Regions from separate parts of the Homo sapiens genome. Here region 2 is linked to region 1. The links are chromatin contacts, found by Hi-C or POLR2A ChIA-PET in ENCODE. All regions are on one chromosome and are shown on one strand. Each heading gives the region's core, a stretch centred on a gene start or an enhancer-like site at or near the end of the contact. The rest is flanking DNA. Distances are from core to core; before and after follow the strand shown. Region 1 has its middle 160 kb from the start of LINC01913. Region 2 overlaps LOC105374531 (a long non-coding RNA gene).

Region 1 (6,485 bases), core at 2,327-4,826:
AGCTATGAAGACCACCTTCTTCCAAAGCAAGTTTCCCTCTGTAGCATTCCTCCAGCCTCGGTGCACTCGAAGACATGGGGTGCTCAGCAGTCTTGGAGGCTTCCAATTCAGTTGAATGACAGTTCTTTTTTACTTGAAAGTTCTACCACAATATCCAACACCATGGTCACTTTCATGATATGCAAAGAAAATCATGGCTTCCAAATTGTTTGGCTAAGAAAAGGGATTACTGTCTTCTGTTATTAGCATGGTCTTAGGATTGTCACTGAAGAGTCAGGAAAAGAGGGGAAATATATAGAATTCATTCAAATACATGTAAGTCCCAGCCCTGTCAGTAAGAGAAGAGGAGAAAAAGAATTAAGGATGGACTCTAACCTTAAATTAGTTCACTGACTACCATCTCATCATAAAACAACTTGGGTAGGAGTTACAGAATTTTATTTACCAAGATCAAGCAATAAAGGTGCAATACGTCACACAAGAATTAAGAAGGCCTTAATTTGAACTCCTGGGACCTAGGTTGCAAAACAATTGGAATTTACATATCAGATCCTTGGGCAAATAATATATTTAATCATATATTTTATTTAATCTAGTATATCCAACATATTATCATTTCAACACAGCCGTAAAGATAAACCTCCCTTAACGTCTGCAGCTCCTACTCTTGCCCCAACCCCAAATCTCTGGTCAATTAGCCCTCTCAGCCAGTTGAAAAGTAACCCTAATTCACTCAGGATGGTAACCCTGTCCTCAGTGGGTGAAGGCCTTTTAATGCCAAGAATATTGGGAGATAAATAGAGGTGATAAAATAAATAAATCCATGGTATCAATATTTTTAAGTGGCTTAAGGAATCTGATACATCAAAGCATCTGGCAGATTAGTCTGATCATCCCAATTTATATATAAATAATTGATTTTTAGATATGATTTTAAGTTAAAAGATATAAATGATTTGCTTATGTTTGTATATACTATTAGAATATATCAAAGAACTTGAGATTTACAATATTTATAAACGTACTAAATTAACTAGAGCATTTTAGGTACTTACAGATGAATAACTTGTTAAGTGTTTGGCTCTTCAGAAAAGCAAGTCCATTAAAGTTTAAAATGTTTAAGGGAGCAAAATTAATCAAGTTAATTAATAAACTCTTTTAAAGTGATTGGTAACATTTACTGGATTTATAAATAGTAATTATGAGTTGAGTAATCATTGTTCAATTGAAAATATTTTTAGTTGGTAATTTTAATACACCAAATTCTGATTTAGAAAACAAAAATAACTGCAAATACACTTCTCTGTGAACGTCAGCCCCAGTGCCACTAAAATTCACATGACCTCTCTGACCCTGTGTTTCCTTTGATTCTGGGGTCTCAGCATTTGATCTCTGCAGAACAATAATCCTGATCCGTAAGAGTTAGCTTTTCAGAAGGAGGAAAAATCATTTACACATCAAATGTGAATCTACTTCCTTACTATATTTAATCTCCAGGAATGGACTCATAAAATAATAAAAGCCCCAGTTCAAATTAGTATCTGGTATTTCATTCCATTATCAAAAACCATGACCACATAATCTACTGGTTGGTAGAAAGGGAAGTCCTTCTCTGTTTAGACTTGAGCTCTGTGTAGATCAAGTTATGGTTGTCTGGATTGCCATCTGTATTAATCAAAATTAATACACAGAGGTTCTCTCACTCCATGTACATTTAATTTTTTAGAAAGGCTAAAACACATGGTTGCAGAATCAAATATAAATATTTACAACTGGAGTCCAATATAATCAGAGCTGATGGAAGATGGAACTTAGACAGAGGAAGGAAATGTATAGAATGTGGTAGGAATGGTAACATCCTAAAATGAGGGGTTAAGACATATAATTGAGATATTATTGAAGCTAAAGAACCAGAAACAAAGCTTCAAGGACATTATTTAAAGTTATAAAAGTAACTGGCTGGGTGCAGTGGCTCGCACCTGTAATACCAGCACTTTGGGAGGCAGAGGCATGCGGATCACCTGATGTCAGGAGTTCGAGACCAGCCTGGCCAACATGGTGAAACCCAGTCTCTACTAAAAATACAAAAAATTACCCAGGCTTTGTGGCAGGCACCTGTAATCCCAGCTACTTGGGAGGCTGAGACAGGAGAATCTCTTGAATCTGGAGGCAGAGGTTGTAGTAAGCCAAGATCACGCCATTGCACTCCAGCCTGGGCAACAAGAGTCAAACTCCGCCTCAAAAAAATAAATAAATAAATAAATAAATAAAAATAAAGTTATAAAAGTAGCCAATAAAAGAACTAAAATTATAAGTATAAATTATGTATAATACAAATACATGTATATATCTAAAAGCATTAGAAAGAAAACATGAGGAGAGAGCTGTGTGTAAGCAACCTTTTTTTCCTATCAAAGACGAAATACATGTTATTACATAATATATATCTAAATAACTACACACTATATATTATAAATCAAGAAATATTACCTGGAGGGCCACTGTGCAATATAGTGGCCACCAATCACATGTGGGTGTTGGGCACTTAAATTGTCATCTGCTGCAAGTTTAAAATATACAACCAATTTCAAAAACAACATAAAAATGAAAACTATCTCATTAATAATCTTTATATTATGTGTTGAAATAATATATTGGATATACTAGGTTAAATTAAATATATTATTAAAATTCGTTTTATATGTGTACTTTTACTTTTTTGGTGTGCCTGTAATTTAAAATGGTATATATGGCTCACATTAGATTTCCATTGGACAGGACTAATCTAGAGTTTTGGCACTAAACATCAGCACTAAAAATACAAGTAGTTACAAGAAGTGGCCTCCAGGAACCAGAACTGAGGGAAGAAGCTACACGGGACTGGAGCCAGTTGCTTTTCTCAGAAACCCTTCTGTAATATTTGAATCATTATCTTAAGCATACCTTTCTTTGCAAATTTAAAAAGATTAAAATGTCATAAATGTAGAAAGCAAATAAGGCCATAAAGGTAAAAATAATAATAATAATAATTGTGATGAGAGGGCAGGAGACGGGGTGGGAGGGAATATGGCTGTGATGGACATCATCCACGTGCAGGACAGAATCACAGAGGCCACCCTGTAGGTCAGCCTGGCAGCATTCAGCGTCCTTGTGGGCTGGCCCATGTCAGTAGCTTTCACGAACAAAACACAGTCACCCAGGCCAGGTGCAGTGGCTCACACCTGTAATCCCAGCACTTTGGGAGGCCGAGGCGGGCGGATCACGAGGTCAGGAGATCAAGACCATCCCGGCTAAAACGGTGAAACCCCGTCTGTACTAAAAATACAAAAAATTAGCCGGGCGTAGTGGCGGGCGCCTGTAGTCCCAGCTACTCGGGAGGCTGAGGCAGTAGAATGGCGTGAACCTGGGAGGCGGAGCTTGCAGTGAGCCGAGATCCCGCCACTGCACTCCAGCCTGGGCGACAGAGCGACACTCTGTCTCAAAAAAAAAAAAAAAAAAAAAAAACCACACACACAGAGTCACCCAGTCTCATTTCAGTTTCAGTTTCATCTTTGTCAGGCCCAGCCTTGGTCTCCAGTCCTGACTCTTATAATGACCTTTCTCTCCACCCCACGGCCCAATAGTCACATCTTCCACATTGTCCTAGAAATCATGTCATTTCCAATTTCTAGAAGGTCCTTGGCATCCAAAGCAATTCTGGGGTCCTGAGTCAACATCTTCCTCCTATAACCTCTTTCTCTTTTTCCTGTTTTTCCAAAAGGAAACCAATGCTCCTAAAAGTATTTTCTTAAGCAAGCTCTCAGTTGCAGAGAGCTCTGAGTCCCTAACATTTGGACCTTTTACTGTTTTCTCACATGTTAAACACTGTATCCCAATGTCTAAAATAGTAAGAAGGTCAATCCACACAGAAAATGCATTCGTGCAGTAAAAATTTATGAATGCCTACGGGTGCTGAGCACTGATCCAGGGAGCGGTACTCCAGGTAATATTTCTTGATTTATAATACATAGTGTGTAGTTATTAGATATATTATGTAATAACATGTATTTTCCTCTTTGACAAGGGATGGCAATGAACAAGACATCATCTGCTCTCTTAGAACTTACCTTTAGTGGGAGAGACAGATAAAAAGTAAACAAATATATACATAACTTTAAGTAATACATGCTTTTTATATTTTTATAATTTCATCAGAAAAATATGTAGATTAATGAGAGAGAGGGTGACGGGGTGAGGGGCAGAGGTGTCTATTTTAGAGATTTCTTACTGAGAAAGTGTGATTGGAGGGGACACTGAATGGAAAGGACCTAGCTACGCAAAAACCTGTAAGGAAGGTAAGTAACATTCCAAGTAAAGGGTGGCAGTGTCACAGGGCTTCAGATGGGAACGGACTCAGAGTATACAAAAGCTGCACGAAGGCAGGTGGGGCTGAGAAGAGCAGGTGAGGAGCAGAGCGGAGCCAGAGAGGCACAGAGGCAGCCTGCAACTGAGGGAGGGCTCTGTGGGCCCTGGTGAGGACTAGATTTTATTCCAAATACCACGGACTCTAGCAGGTTTGGAGCAAGGAGTGAATTGGCAGGACTTTTGATTTACTGACTGGTTTTCTTTCAGAACTATAAGTAATTAGTAAAATAAGTAAATTTTTTTTAAAAACCCTCCCCTTTTTTCCTTCTTTACTTTCAAAGTTAATTAAATAACAAGCATTAAGCCAGGCACAGTGGCTCATGTCTGTAATCCCAGAGTTTTGGGAGGCCAAAGTGGGATAATCACTTGAGGCCAGGAGTTCAAGACCACCCTGGGCAACATAGCGAAACCCTGTCTCTACAAAAATAAAAATTAGCTGGGCATGGTGATGTGCACCTGTAGTCCCAGCTACTCAGGAGGCTACAGTGGGAGGATGCTTGAGCCCAGGAGTTCAAGGCTGCAGTGAGCTAGGATTGTGCCACTGAGACCCTATCTCTAAAACAAAAAGTAGTAAAAAATAGGAATTATTAAATCAGAATTCATTATTCAGAATAAATTTTGAATTACCCTGGATCAACAAACAGACAGCTGACACTTATAGGACTGTCATTTTTCACTGCTGTATGCCCTTTGCAGGGGAACTTGGGTTTCGTACCTAATGTTTTCCAACTTAAGTTTTTACTGAGCCCTTTCTACAGAGCAGTACTGTGCTAGGCACTTGTTTACATGACCCCATCTCATTCGCAAAACATCCCTGTGATTAGTAAAATTACCCCAGTCCATATTTGAAGAAACAAATGCAGAGATGAAACTACTTGTCTCAGATTTTATGTCAATAAATGGCAGAGCCTAGATGCACACAGCTTTTCTGATGCAAAGCTCCACGCCACACTGTTTTTTATAGCCCTCTTATCAGCCATAATAGGTTTTTCTAGCATTTTAAAGGACAAATATCGAAATGAATCATCTATTTCGAGTTAAATAGTGGTTAATTGTCATCAGTTCCTGACAGTAAGTTAGAGATTCAGCAACGTAGGATAATTTGCTTGCAATTATGCAATTTGGTAGTGGCCAAGCTGGGATAATTATTAGATTTTCCCAAATGCTCCCATTGTTATTCAAGCCCATCTTTGAAAATTCAAAAGCAGAAAGACATAAATTAAACCTAAGGAGGAACCTGAGTTTCAAAGGAATAAAGGTTAATGAAGCTGTAGATATGCTCACACAAAAAGCAGTTGCATCCACAAAAATAAGAATATTCAAAGTGTGAGGCTAAAGCAGAGATGTGGGAGAGCGTATTATGAAGTAGAGGCAGCAACTGGGTGGGTGGATGGACATGCATGAACAGGAAGCCTGGTACCATGCCAGGCTAGTACCTCAATTCAACTGAGTAATCAAGGTTCCTACAGATTAGTCATTACAAACTGTTCACCAGGACAAACTGTGCTTTAAATTGATTGCATGCTTATCTTGTGTTTTACCTGTAATTTTTCAACAAGATTTGTGTCATATTGACCAGAGTATATCAATCTTGAAAAAGCTGATAAAAAAGTGTATTTTTATTAAGATTTATAAAAATAATATATTGCATATCACGACTGCTCATACAACTCTGTTGAAGCATTGCCACTGAGGTAAATGGAGAGAAAAATTCTATTACAATACTACATGCTTTACTGCACTAATATTTTCCCGTTGATTTTAAGCTGTATTGAAAAGCAAACTGGACCCTTCAGGAGTCATTTGTTGTAGCATTTGAAAAAAGCATTGATTTTAACATGGGGGCATATAATCAAGTTTCAGAAACATTCACATTGAGATGAGCTTTGAAAGGTTATTTGTCAGTGTTTCATTTGTCCAACCTCTGAATATTAAATTTTTAAGTCTTTCTCCCTTATCCTCTATCTCATGTCTAAAGTAATTTCCTTTAGAATTATGTCATTATTTTAAAATTGCCAACTTACCATGTTTCTTATTTCATCTTTCACATACAGAATTAAAATAACTAATAAGGTGAAGAA
Region 2 (6,485 bases), core at 2,172-4,671, 370 kb after region 1:
CTTTCCTTGCATCTTCAAAAAAACCTTGTTTGTTCTTTTCCCAAGACATGCATCTCAATCTGCCTTAAATAATAGGCTATGGTGTGTCCCCCCTGCTTACAAGAACTCCATGAAAAATGTGAGCTGTGTTTCAGTTACCTCTGCATCTGTCACAGCACCATATCCTTTTGGTGAAGTATAGTAGACACAGGCCATCAGATCAAATGGGAGAGGGGAATATGAGGGAGTTACTGTTCTTTTACTAAACCATCACATCCAGACAGCTGGGCTGGAGGCTGCAGGAGATGCCTACTGAGCCAGTTTCTTCTGCTATGTCAGACAGTGGATATTGGTTACCCTTCTTTCAGTTGCAAGTGAAAGAATACCCAATCCTTAAATAAAAGAAGATTTGGGCGGATTCTGGGGCTCCAATGTTGTCACCTGGAGCTGGTCTCTCTCCAGCCTTTGGCTTCACTTCCTGTGTATTGGTATTGGTTTTGTTGTCAGACATGCTCTCCCATGCAGGCAGATGGCAGCAACAGCTCTAGCAGTCATTCATCCTTCCACATCATCCCCAATTCCAGTCCAGCGAGAAAGAGCATTTCCCTCTCTCCCAGCAGCTCCAGCAAAGGTTTTTCCGCCTTTTGCAAGCTTTTATTGGGTTAGATATCCAACCTTTACTAAGATCACAGGAATGTACTGTTCTGATTGGTCAGGCCTGAGCCCAGATCCAAGAGTTGAGTAGACTCTGTAAGCACATGGGTGCAGTGTGCAACCCGGAATAATTCTACAAAAGGAAATTGATGTAATGTTAGCAAAAGAAGGAAGAACAGATGCTTGTTAACCAAAAACACCAAATATCTACCGCACAAAATGGAGAACATTGCTGCTCTCCTGAAAGACGGAGATGGGCCTGAAGCACCAACTCTGAGCTATTTTGCTCCTTCCTGCTGCTCTCCTCTGCCCTGGAGGCAATGCTTCTAGCTTCCAAACACAACATGGTCCCCCAAGGTTTGTGGCTCAGCCACAGGACCAGTGTGAACAGATCCTAACCAAACCCCAGACCAGGCGATGGCTGGTGTGGTCCAGCTGACTCCAAGTTGTTAGAACCATGAGTCCCAGCCTGAGTCCCAAGAGTTGCAGGATTGTTTATCTTTGTTGGGGAAAAACTGTAGCCAGAGCCATAAATCACTGCCCAGCTGGATGGCCTCGCTGAAATGTTTGTTTAAACAATGAAATCTCCTGACGGACTGAAAATATAGGATGGATCACCCTGTCCTTCTCAGGCCCAGTCTTGCAGGCTGGAGCCCAGGGCATAGAGAGTGACTCAGAATTGGCTCCCCTCCCCCACTCTCCACCCCTCCCACCCCCAATATCAGCCCCAAAGAATGAAGCCACGGCATAGCTAATCCGAAACAGCAGATAATGCGAAAGCCATGTCTATCAATCTTTGAAATGCAGTCTCTGGAATGGTTCGCATTGGACGTGCCTTCCTGATGGAAGTAGCATTGCTTGGCTAATATGAACAAGAGGATGTGGAAGGGGCAGCCTCTGAAAGAACACTGCATGGAGCACCGTGGGGAGATCTGGCTCTGCCCTGACCACTGTTGGGTGTGGGCAAGTGACTTCCACTCTCTGGGCCTTGGTTTCCTCCCTTGTTAGATGAAGGAGTTAGACTTGGTCTTTGTGCTTCCTTTCAGCCCTTGCCTGCTAAGTGAGGTGGCTGTGCTTTTATATGCCCCAAAGAAAGACCAGATAAACAGGAGCAGGCAGGGGAAGAAGATGGGGAAGAAGAATAAGGAGGAGGGTTGTTGAATTAGATGAATTCCCACTTAGGGAGGCCAAGGCAGGCAGATCGCTTGAGGTTAGGAGTTTGAGACTAGCCTGGCCAACATGGTGAAACCTCGTCTCTACTAAAAATACAAAAATGAGCCAGGCATGGTGGCAGGCACCTGTAATCCCAGCTACTCGATAGGCTGAGGCTCGAGAATTCTCTTGAACCCAGGAAACAGAGGTTGCAGTGAGCTGAGATTGCATCACTGCACTGCAGCCTGTGTGACAGAGTGAGACTCTGTCTAAAAAAACAAACAAACAAAAAAAGAATTAGATGATGCCCTTGCAGTCTCTTCCTGCCCTAGGATGTCTTCTTCTGAGTTCTCTGGCCCTTCAGAGAAGGAGAGAGGGGAAGCTGCTTACTAAAGGCCCCATTGGCAGGCCCATAATCAGGAGCCTGGTACACTCCAAGGAGGTCACAAAGAGTGTTCCACTGATTCTGGGATGGGGGTGACATGGACCAAGTCAGACCTCAGGACGGGCCACTGCCCAGGCAGGACCTAGCTTCTGGGAGCCTATCTAGGCTGATGGAGATCAATGAGGGGAAGGGAGGATCCAGAGGTACACAATCTTCTTCTCAGGAATTTCCTACAGGAAAAAGGGCAGCAGAGACCTGACCCTTTCCAGTGTGGGGGCTGTGACCTTGGCTGTGCCATAGGAGCCATGACAGGCCTGAGATAGAGTATGTGAGCTGGGGTATTGACAGGTCCTGTCATTGGTTTGCCAAGTATTTTCAAGAACATATGACCTGTCACGTACAGTGGGAGGCACAGGGAATGCAAAGGTGAATAAGACCAGGGTTCTGTGAGAGTTTGCAGTGGGATATTCCAATGGGGCGAGCCATGGGATTTGCAACAGGGATTGCAGAGGAGATTGGGAAAGGATCGTAAAGGCATTTGTTAAAAGTTCCAGGAATGAGGTGTGAAGGACGGCATGTGGTCTTTAATTAAGACCTGCAGTGGAGGCTATGATGGGATTGCCTGTTGGGGATATAATGGGATGTTTTGGGGTTGGTCCAGCAGCCGTAAAATGGGAATATAATGGGAGTGTGTTGGTAGATATAACAAAGTATGTGTGGGGTGGGGGTCGATAGGATAATCCATTGACAGAGCAGCCTTTCCTGACAGCTCAGATGAGATCAGATTCTTCCTGTTGATATGGTCTCATAGTATCATATTTATCATCTATTACACTTCCCACAATTGAAATGAGTCCATTGTTTTGTACTTATTTGCTTAATGTCTATCTCCTTTACTAGGCTGTAAAAGCTGTCGGGGCTGTTGCCATGGAGGGAGGCATGGGTGTTGCTCACTACTGTACCCCATTCTCCTCCCCGCCCCAACACACAGCCCAGGACTGGGCACATAGGAAGCTCTCAATCAATAATCACTCATGGAAAGAATGGATGGAGACAGGATCTAGAACTAGCTTAGCTCCATGATCATCAAGGTGGTCAAGCCCCCTCCCCAAATCCAGACCCAAATCCTGCAGGGTTGCTCAATGTCCTCAGAATAAGTAACGGTTTTGTTATTGAATCTGGAGACTTTGGTTTCATTTGAAGGGAGGTGTTGCCATCTGGTGCCAAATTGGAGAAATACACTGAGAGAAAGTTCCTTCTGCTCCAGTTCTAGCAGCCTCCACTGACTACCCGCCCGGTGACCGTCAGCCAGCCTTCAGCCCCAGCTGCACAGAAATCAGTCCCATCTTCTCCCACTGCCTCGGGAAGTCAGGCAGCAAGAGTTCAGAAAACAGAGACCATGCAGGCCCTGTGCTGGACTACCCCTTCATCAGTCCCTCCAGTCAGCTCTCAGGTCATCATGGGCGCACCCTCACTCCTTCCTAACTTTGAACCCAAATGCTCATCCTGAAAAGCAGCAGCCCAGTGTGGGAGCAGGAGCCACAAATGAAGCTTTGATTCCACAATTAACATATGAGAAATTTCTCATCATCCGAGATTTTATTTTGGTCAATCCAGTTGACCCGCTCTGGATGGTGGGCACTGATGGAGATTTTGGAGACAAAAGACTTGTTTCTATATCATATCCTGTCATTGGCAGATGAGTATATTCCCCAGAAGTTAACTTTTTCCTCCTCTTTCTCTCCTCTGTCCTTGCCTTGAAAGCAAACACCGCTTGGCTCACACGACAATGGGGCCCAGACTTTTTTCAAGTCCAACATTGAAATCAAGCTTACAAAACAGAGAAAATGGAGATTTAATCTGCAATATAAAAGGATGAATTGCTTTACAATGTGAGTCACTACAGTTTCACTGATTCAACAAATATTTGTTATGCTCCTACTGTGTGCCAGGCATCTTTCTAGCCACAAGGAAATCAGCAGTGAATAAAACTCCAGCTCAAAGGGGTCTACATTCCAATGGAGCATCTCTCACCATGGAGCTCCTTATCCTGTGTCCTCTCCTGAAAGCAGGAGCAGCATCAGCACCCTCCTCACTACCTCACCTAGCAATATGCATATGACATCTTAACAAGAGGACTGAACATTGAAAGGACGGCTTCACAGGAACACAGCTGCTCTATAAATGGAGTGTATATTTAAATTGTCTTTATATTTTATGGAACATGTTTTATTTGCATTATGTCACTTGGGTGGGGGACAGTGGCAGTGCCCCAAGGCCATCTCATAGAAGCATGCCAGCTGAGTACAAACACTGCATTCACTAAGCAAACCCAGATGCATGGCAGCTGCCTTGTTACTCCCCAGTCAGACCCCTAACACATTTTTTTAACTTATTGTCAAAAGAAAAACTTTTGACAAATTAAATTTAACAGAACTTATTTTAGCAAAGAACAATTCATTAATCAGGCAGCACTCAGAACCAGAAGAGGTTCAGAGAGCTCCCTTTGTAATGTGGGCAGTGAGTACTTTAGAACAGGGAAGTAACTTAAAAAAATAGCTTGATTAATTACAGCTAGGCATTTGCTTTATTTGGACGTGGTCTGGTCAGCTGTCAACCTATGATAGGCTGAAGTTCAGCTGCTTGTGACTCGCTGAAACCCAGCTATCTGTTAGAAAAAGTATAGTAGTTAGATTTTAGTACCTACTAAGTTAGGTCACAGATCATTACATAGAAACTCAATGTACAAAGACAGGGTCCAGGGCCAGGCACAGTGGCTCATGCCTGTAATCCCAGCACTTTGGAAGGCCAATGTGGGCGGATCGCTTGAGGTCAGGAGTTAGAGACCAGCCTGGCCAACATAGCAAAACCCTGTCTCTACTAACAATACAAAAATTAGCCAAGCATGGTGGCACGCACCTGTAATTCCATAAAACAAAAATTAGCTGGGCATGGTGGTGTGCACCTGTAGTCTTGGCTACTTGGGAGGCTGAAGCGCGAGAATCGTTTGAACTCGGGAGACGGAGTTTGCAGTGAGCTGAGATCACGCCACTGCATACTACAGCCTGGGTGATGGAGTGAGACTCCGTCTCAAAAAAAAAAAGAAGAAAAAAAAAAGACAGGCTCTAGGCCAAACTTAATTTAACACTATCAAATTAGAAAATATATTTTTGCCTATGATACTAGTCACAACCAGAGATATTAGGAGAGATGAGCACTCCTTATGTATTGCTGCTAGCACTGAAAATTGTTAGAACTACTAAAAATCAATCTGACAATATATTTAAAAACCTTGAAAAATATTTATACATACGGATTTAGTAGTTCTGAAGACATCTATACTACAAAATAATCTTAAAGATTTATGCACAAAGATTTTCATTTTAGCATAATTTACAATAGCAAACAAATTGAATCCACAAACATTCAACAGAGAATTATGTTATATTGGTATGATGTAAAAGTAGGCAGTCATTAATAATGATGTCACAGGCCGGGTGCGGTGGCTCATGCCTTGTAATCCAAGCGCTTTGGGAAGCCGAGGCAGGTGGATCACCTGAGGTCAGGAGTTCAAGACCAGCCTGGCCAACACAGTGAAACCCTGTCTCTACTAAAAATAAAAAAATTAGCCGGGCATGGTGGCCCACACCTGTAGTCCCAGCTACTCAGGAGGCCGAGGCAGAAGAGTTGCTTGAACCCAGGATGCAGAGGTTGCAGTGAGCCGAGATCATGCCACTGCACTCCAGCCTCGGCAGCAGAGTGAGATTCTGTCTCAAAAAAAAAAAAAAAGTCACAAATAATTTTTTGTGACATGGGGGAAAATATGTATCAAAAGTAGAACGCAAAATCTTATACATAATAAATTCATATCTATTTATTTAAAAAAAAAAAAAAAAAAGGTAAAAAAAAAACTAGAAGGAAATTACCAAAACATTGAAAGTAGTTAACTGTTGCTGGCCCCTAACCCATTCTATCTGGGAATTCTGAGGTAGTCATGGCCAGGGGGTATGTCATGGGCCATGTATGAGTTGTCATGGCCAGATGCTCCAGGGTGGAGCATCTCTGGGTGTTCTTCAGCAGAATGCTGCCCCCTAGCGGGCGGCCCACATCCTGGGCAGCTCAGGAGTCACTGGATTTCCTCGCGCTCCCGCGCCACCACTCTACTGTCACCCAGCGCGGCCCAAGTCAGCCCTGCCACCAACGCCCGCCGCGGTCGAGAAAAGGCACCCCTTAGCATTTATGGCTCTATTAATTTTCCAAAGGGTGGCCCGATTCTTTTAATTTCACTAGAGCCCTTTCTCTTCAATGACTTTTA

Evidence for each region. A loop is a pair of places that touch in the nucleus more often than their neighbours do. ChIA-PET counts read pairs that join two places held with the same protein, here RNA polymerase II (POLR2A). Pooled maps may share reads with other maps.
Region 2: a loop to region 1 is called in a pooled map, with 2.5 times the contacts of the local background. The contact joins two enhancer-like sites. A Hi-C loop is called at or near these places in 2 of 37 single-sample maps with no recorded cell type and 4 of 50 pooled maps. POLR2A ChIA-PET finds 5 or more read pairs at or near these places in 1 of 52 experiments (activated T-cell).

What each region holds. Positions count from the first base shown.
Region 1 is chr2:41,712,260-41,718,744 of GRCh38, forward strand. No RefSeq gene overlaps it. Among named protein-coding and RNA genes, the nearest start is that of LINC01913, 160 kb to the right of the region's middle. RefSeq lists an enhancer at 3,570-3,679. Within about 2 kb of position 3,577, at least 5 of the 41 ENCODE cell types and tissues checked have a DNase peak (open chromatin) inside an H3K27ac peak, as active enhancers do.
Region 2 is chr2:42,083,255-42,089,739 of GRCh38, forward strand. LOC105374531 (a long non-coding RNA gene) reads right to left here. Exons shown (of 2, transcript XR_940001.1): 2 at 220-766. Among named protein-coding and RNA genes, the nearest start is that of PKDCC, 38 kb to the left of the region's middle. RefSeq lists an enhancer at 3,296-3,355. Within about 2 kb of position 3,422, at least 2 of the 41 ENCODE cell types and tissues checked have a DNase peak (open chromatin) inside an H3K27ac peak, as active enhancers do.